Linked DNA regions of Mus musculus: region 1 is linked to region 2. The links are chromatin contacts, found by Hi-C in ENCODE. All regions are on one chromosome and are shown on one strand. The core of a region is the stretch at or near the end of the contact, and the rest is flanking DNA. Distances in the headings are between cores, read along the strand shown.

Region 1 (3,164 bases), core at 498-2,997, 210 kb after region 2:
GAACTAGAGTTAAATGCAGGTGGCTCTGTGCCACCAGATGTGGGTGCTGGGAACTCCTTGGGTTCTCTGAAAGAGCAGTAGGGGCTCTTGATTGCTGAGCCATCTCTCTATTCCTTTCTCATCTTTTTATTCTTCTCACTCTATATTTCCTGCCTGTATGAAAAACAAACAAACAAACAAACAAAAAAAAAACTGGCTTTGTGCACTAGGTAACTCTGAGATTCTTCCATAGACTAGAATAGGTAGAGGTAGAGAAACACTAAGAAAAGCATGTTTGGGCCTTCAAGATGTCTCAGTGGGTAGCAGGGAAGGTGTTTACCATTAAGCTTAAAGACCTTAGCTTAGTCCTCTGGGCCTTGGAAAGGAGAGAGCTGACTCCCTTGAGTTGTCTTGTGATCTCTCACACAGACTTACACAAATAATTAAAATGTAGCTTTAAAAGATGGGCGTGGCTTCTCTGTGGCAAACAGACCTTCCACCTGGAGCAGAGTGTGAATGAGCCTTTGAGATGGGTTTCCAGCTATCCTGAGGGAGGGCACACTCTCATGCCCAGGATCTTCTCCTGGTTAAAAGCTCAGACAGAAGTGCCATTTTTCAAGAACATGAGCTAGCATGCAAGCTTTCATCCCTCAGAGCCATCCACAAATCCCAGCATCAGGGCTGCCAGGACCACCCCCACCCACCCCCTCTCTTTAGCTGGTAGGACCCATCTCTAGAAATGGAGTAGTCCAGCCCTGAGCAATAACTGCCATGCTTGAGCCTAGGGAGTTCCTAGGGAGTTCCCTTAAAACCCAGCAAGAGGCAGAACTGTGGCCCCTGCAGAGGCCTCTCTTGGAGTTTTAAGCACTCAGTTCCACTGTTTTCTCCCTTGCAAAAACAGCAGCCACCATGCATCAAAAGGAAAGATGATTATTTAAAGAAAAACAAGAAAAGGGCCTCACTTTCTTCCTGTTCCTACCGGTTACTCACCAGCTCACGGATCTCCCTCCTCCTCTCTGATACTGCAGCCTCTCCTCACACTGTGTTCTTGGGTGAAACTTAGCAACTTCTGCAATAGGTCTCAGTTCTTCTCTCTCTCCTTCCTTCCTCTCTCCCTTCCTTCCTTCCTTCCTTCCTTCCTTCCTTCCTTCCTTTCCTCCCTCCCCCTCTCTTCTCTCTCTCTCTCTCTCTCTCTCTCTCTCTCTCTCTCTCTCTCTCTCTCTCTCTCTCTCTCTCCTTCCTTCCTTCCTTCCTTCTTCCCTTTCATCCTACTTTTTGTCATGAACTGGGTAGAGAGGCTGGAAGGCTCTGCTTCCTACCTCTGCAAAACAAGGGGTCTGCATCCTGGGGCATCGCCCAAGCTCGGGGTGGGGGTGGGGTGAGGTCCGCCAAGGAGAGCAAGCGGGCGAGAGAGAGGAGAGATAAAGAGGAAAATTGGGAGAGGTAAAGAAAGAAAGGGGGAGGGGGAAAAAGGGGAGGAGGGAGAGGGAAGAGTCGGAGGGAGTGGGGAGACGGAGGGGGAGGGAGGGAGGGAGGGAGAGAGAGGGGAGAGAGAGAGAGAGAGAGAGAGAGAGAGAGAGAGAGAGAGAGAGAGAGAGAGAGAGAGAATGAATAAGAGAATATGCTGCGGGGGGGGGGGGAGTGAGGGAAGGGGGAAGGGGAGGTCAGACACCTACCGTCCCTGAACGCCCAAGGATGGCCTGAGCTCGCCCAGTGCCCCAGCCTGCCTCAGCATCAGCGGTCCCTGAGCACTCAGTGAGTTGAGCAAGTGTTAAAATCCCGAAGTAGGAAGAGACCCCGCAGGGTATAAACTCTGGCTGAGGGTGGAGCGGAGGACTTTTAAGAGAGAAAGGAAAGGAGAGAGGGAGAGGGAGAGGGAGAGAGAGAGAGAGAAAGAGAAAAGGAGAGGAGTGGGGGTTGAAAATTCCAAGGCTGATCCTGCTAGCTGCCAACTTGAAGTCTTCAGCTCGCACTCTTGAGTTCTCTGCAAGGCTGAAACTTCGCGTAGATCCGGAAGAAGTGATTCCGAGAGTGGGCTCGAGAAGAGCGCGGACGCGCGAGTGGGACGGGTGGGGGTTGTCCGCAGAGCATGGCAGTGCGGGGCGAGGCCGCCCAAGACCTAGCCAAGCCGGGCCTCGGAGGGGCGAGTCCCGCCCGTGTGGCAAGAGGGAACCACCGCCATCGTGGCGAGTCCTCTCCATCCCCTCGGGGCTCCGGCTGTTGTTGGAGAGCCCTGGCGCTGCAGCCGCTCCGGCGCTCGCCTCAACTCTCCTCGGCGCTGTGCGCGGGCTCCCTGTCCGTGCTGCTGGCGCTGCTGGTGAGGCTGGTCGGCGGGGAGGTCGGAGGCGAGCTGGAGAAGAGTCAGGAGGCGGCGGCCGAGGAGGAGGAGGAGGAAGGAGCCCGAGGGGGCGTCTTCCCGGGCCCTCGGGGAGGTGCTCCCGGGGGCGGCGCGCAGCTCAGCCCTTGGCTGCAGCCGGCCGCGCTGCTCTTCAGTCTCCTGTGCGCCTTCTTCTGGATGGGCTTGTGCCTGCTGCGCGCCGGGGTGCGCCTGCCTCTGGCCGTCGCGCTGTTGGCCGCCTGCTGCGCCGGGGAAGCGCTGGTGCAGCTCTCCTTGGGCGTGGGGGACGGTCGCCTGCTGTCGCTGCCCGCCGCGGGGGTCCTGCTCAGCTGCCTAGGTGGCGCGACATGGCTGGTGCTGAGGCTGAGGCTGGGCGTCCTCATGGTCGCCTGGACTAGCGTGCTTAGGACGGTGGCCCTGGTTTCTCTGGAGAGGTTCAAGGTCGCCTGGAGACCTTACCTGGCATACTTGGCGGCCGTGCTTGGGCTGCTGCTGGCCAGGTACGCCGAGCAGATCCTGCCGCAGTGCTCCGGGCCGGCTCCGCCCAGGGAGCGGTTTGGGTCCCAGTTGAGCGCGAGGACCAAGGAAGAGATTCCGGGGTGGAAGAGGAGGAGGCGGTCCAGCTCGGTGGTGGCCGGCGAGATGTCCGGCTGCAGTGGCAAGTCTCACCGGAGGACCTCCCTGCCCTGCATACCCAGGGAGCAGGTAAGCTGGGGCTGCGCCTTTGGGGTTGCTCCTGGGAAACTTGAAACAGTCAAAGTGCAGGGAGTGGGGCGCAAGCGGCCGGGAAGCCAGCCTGCCAAACAGTAAAACTTTACACTGTACTAAGAAAGATTTCTTTTTTCTT
Region 2 (3,032 bases), core at 205-2,704:
GTGTCTTTTGCCTTGCAGAAGCTTTGCAGTTTCATGAGGTCCCATTTACAGCACAAGCCATTGCTGTTCTATTCAGGAATTTTTCCCCTGTGCCCATATCTTCGAGGCTTTTCCCCACTTTCTCCTCTATAAGTTTCAGTGTCTCTGGTTTTATGTGAAGTTCCTTGATCCACTTAGATTTGACCTTAGTACAAGTAGATAGGAATGGATCAATTCTCATTCTTCTACATGATAACAACCAGTTGTGCCAGCACCATTTGTTGAAAATGCTGTCTTTCTTCCACTGAATGGTTTTAGCTCACTTGTCGAAGATCAAGTGACCATAGGTGTGTGGGTTCATTTCTGGGTCTTCAATTCTATTCCATTGGTCTACTTGTCTGTCTCTATACCAGTACCATGCAGTTTTTATAACAATTGCTCTGTAGTAAAGCTTTAGGCCAGGCATGGTGATTCCACCAGAGGTACTTTTATCCTTGAGAAGAGTTTTTGCTATCCTAGGTTTTTTGTTATTCCAGATGAATTCGCAGATTGCTCTTTCTAATTCGTTGAAGAATTGAGTTGGAATTTTGATGGGGTTTGCATTGAATCTGTAGATTGCTTTTGGCAAGATAAGCTCAATATTTTTTAATTTTACATCTACTTATTTTCACACACACACACACACACACACACACACACACACACACACACACACACACGAGGTGCCACAGTACGTGTTACAGGAGTCAGTTCTCTCATTTTGCCATGTGAGTTGAACTCAGGCCATCAGTCTTGGTAGCTAACACCCACTGATCCATCCGTCTCACTGGACCCAAGCTCTGTTAACTTCTGATGGGTGTCACAGGGCTGAATGGGAGTTTAGTCACGGACATCCAGGCGTCTGTCCTCCTTCAGTGTGTTTTCCTCTGATGCTGGCTGGGCATTGGATACAATCACTGTTTGTAGGGAAGGAGGATGGCCTGGAGCCTGCACTGTTCGGTTTTCTGGTCTGGTTTTCCGCTGTCACCCACACCCACATCAGTAGCTGAGCAATCTGTATCTTATCAGTACAGCTATGCAGCTTATCTGAGGACAGCCAGAGAGTGAGGAGAGCATTGCCAGGAAAAAAAAATTATACTTTTAGATTAATTCTCTCTTGGAAAACAAAAACAAAACAACAGAAGTTCATTATTCACAGCCAGGGAATCCAAATTCCAGAAATTTGGCCATACTGGGCGGGGAAATGGGGTGTGGGTGGGGGAGGCAGGTTTTAGCTTCCACTGACCTACTCTGGGAATGTCCTCAGTAGAGTTGCTTCTGGGAGAGACAGATTTTCGCTAGACATGTGTTACATTTAACATGGTGAAAACAGGGTGTAAACCTTTGTATCCTATTCTTCCTGCTGGATGCACTCCTTTTGTTTTGAAGGAGTAAATGCTAACAGTTACCACACAGCTGCTTGTGCAAACTATAGACGATAGAGTCTGGAGTTCGGCAGACCAGCCAAAACGCCACGGTTGCCTCCTGATGACCTACATCTGCTCTCTGCCTGGAGCCAATAATGTGAGTGAGTCAGAGATAAACATGCCTCTTCGGTCAACAGCAGCCCCTTTCCCTTCATTTTAGGGATGGCTGGGACGTTAGCGCTAAGACAGTGTAATAAATATGTATTTTTTTCTTTCGTTGCCTAAAGGCAAGCAGTATTTTCATCACGAAGCATCTAGAGAGAAAAGATTTCACAACTTCCTAGAGCACATTCAAGCTCCCACTGTGTCCTCTGGCGCCATCGATAAATCCCTCTTATTCGTCTGACTTCAGCCTGCGCACCACAGAGGTGGGTATAACTCTCCCTCCCTGCCCTTCGTGTTGTAACTGACTGTGAAGTCACAGCTGGCATGGGGTTTCCAAAAGCATCACAGCCCAGCAAAATGGCTGGGAGAGTAGACCCTTGCTGCCAAGCTAGATGACCTGAGTTTGTTCTCTGGGAACCATGTGATGAAAGAAAATATAAAACTGACTACTAAGGGTTGTTCTCTGACCACCACATGCATACTGTGGTACACATGTGTGCACACATTCGCAGAGTAAGTAAATAATTGTAACTAAAATTTGAAATGTAATGACCAGAGGTGTTTCCTCATGCCTGCAATTCAAGCACCCAGGAGGCAGAGGCAGGAGGATTGTTAAGAGGTTAAATTTAGCTTGGGCTTACATACATATTGAGTTTAAGGCACGTCTCGGCAACTTTCTAAGACACTGAAAAAACACTGTGAAAATCATGAAGATGTATTTGCAAATGAGATAAAGAGGGCTAATGCTGGTAACTTAACTGTATGAAAATACTGTTTACATATGTGTTGTCCTCAGATGTGCACAGATAAGCTCTGACATCTGTAAGTACTTAGGCAGAACACAAACGAATGAACAAACAAACAAACAAACAAAAACTACCAGTTTTGTTTTGTTTTTGTTTTGTTAAGAAATTTACTTAGCACTTTAAAATTTTAGCTAGACTTTTAACTGAAACAAAATCTTAAAAAAATTACACATTCTTATTGGACACACTGGGGTAGGTGTACATTGTGTGTTCATTGAATAAGTAAACACATTTGTGCCCTCAAATGCTTGTCATTTCTTGGGACACATTCAAAGTCTCTCTCATAGGTTTTGAGAGTATGGTACATTGTGTCTCTATGTGGTTGCCTGACGTGCAATACCAGAGTGTCTGATTCCTATCTAACTCAGTCCCCACTGATCATCCTTTTCCTCCTCCCTCATGTCCCCAGTCTCCTGTCACTACCATCCCACTCCCGATCTCTATGGCATCCACTGACTTTCTGATATTCTCTGTGAGGGAGCCACACAGTCCCATCTCTCTGTGCCCAACAGTTTCATTTAGCTTAACTGCTTGCGGTTTCATACACGCTGCAAATCACGGGGTTTTATTCTTCTTTTTATGGCCAAACAGAAGTCCATTGTGATTGCTTACCACATTTTCTTTAACTATTCCTCCACTGATAGACATGAAGTTTGTTTCTGTTTGTTGGCTATTG

Evidence for each region. Hi-C counts contacts between places; a loop is a spot of excess contacts on that map.
Region 1: a map of heart shows a loop between it and region 2 (2.6-fold over the local background). The contact joins the promoter of Pde3a here to the enhancer-like site in region 2. A Hi-C loop is called at or near these places in 1 of 37 maps with a recorded cell type or tissue (heart).

The regions. Positions count from the first base shown.
Region 1 is chr6:141,247,522-141,250,685 of GRCm38, forward strand. Pde3a (phosphodiesterase 3A, cGMP inhibited) reads left to right here and starts at 1,748. Exons shown (of 16, transcript NM_018779.2): 1 at 1,748-3,022. The coding sequence starts at 2,069. It overlaps Gm28523 (a long non-coding RNA gene), which reads right to left and starts at 3,134. Exons shown (of 2, transcript XR_378118.4): 1 at 1,656-3,134; 2 at 1-153.
Region 2 is chr6:141,040,622-141,043,653 of GRCm38, forward strand. It overlaps Gm30524 (a long non-coding RNA gene), which reads left to right. Exons shown (of 4, transcript XR_869563.2): 3 at 1,408-1,542; 4 at 1,673-3,032. Among named protein-coding and RNA genes, the nearest start is that of Gm30524, 87 kb to the left of the region's middle. Within about 2 kb of position 1,455, at least 1 of the 3 ENCODE cell types and tissues checked has a DNase peak (open chromatin) inside an H3K27ac peak, as active enhancers do; it is heart, where a contact is called at or near this core.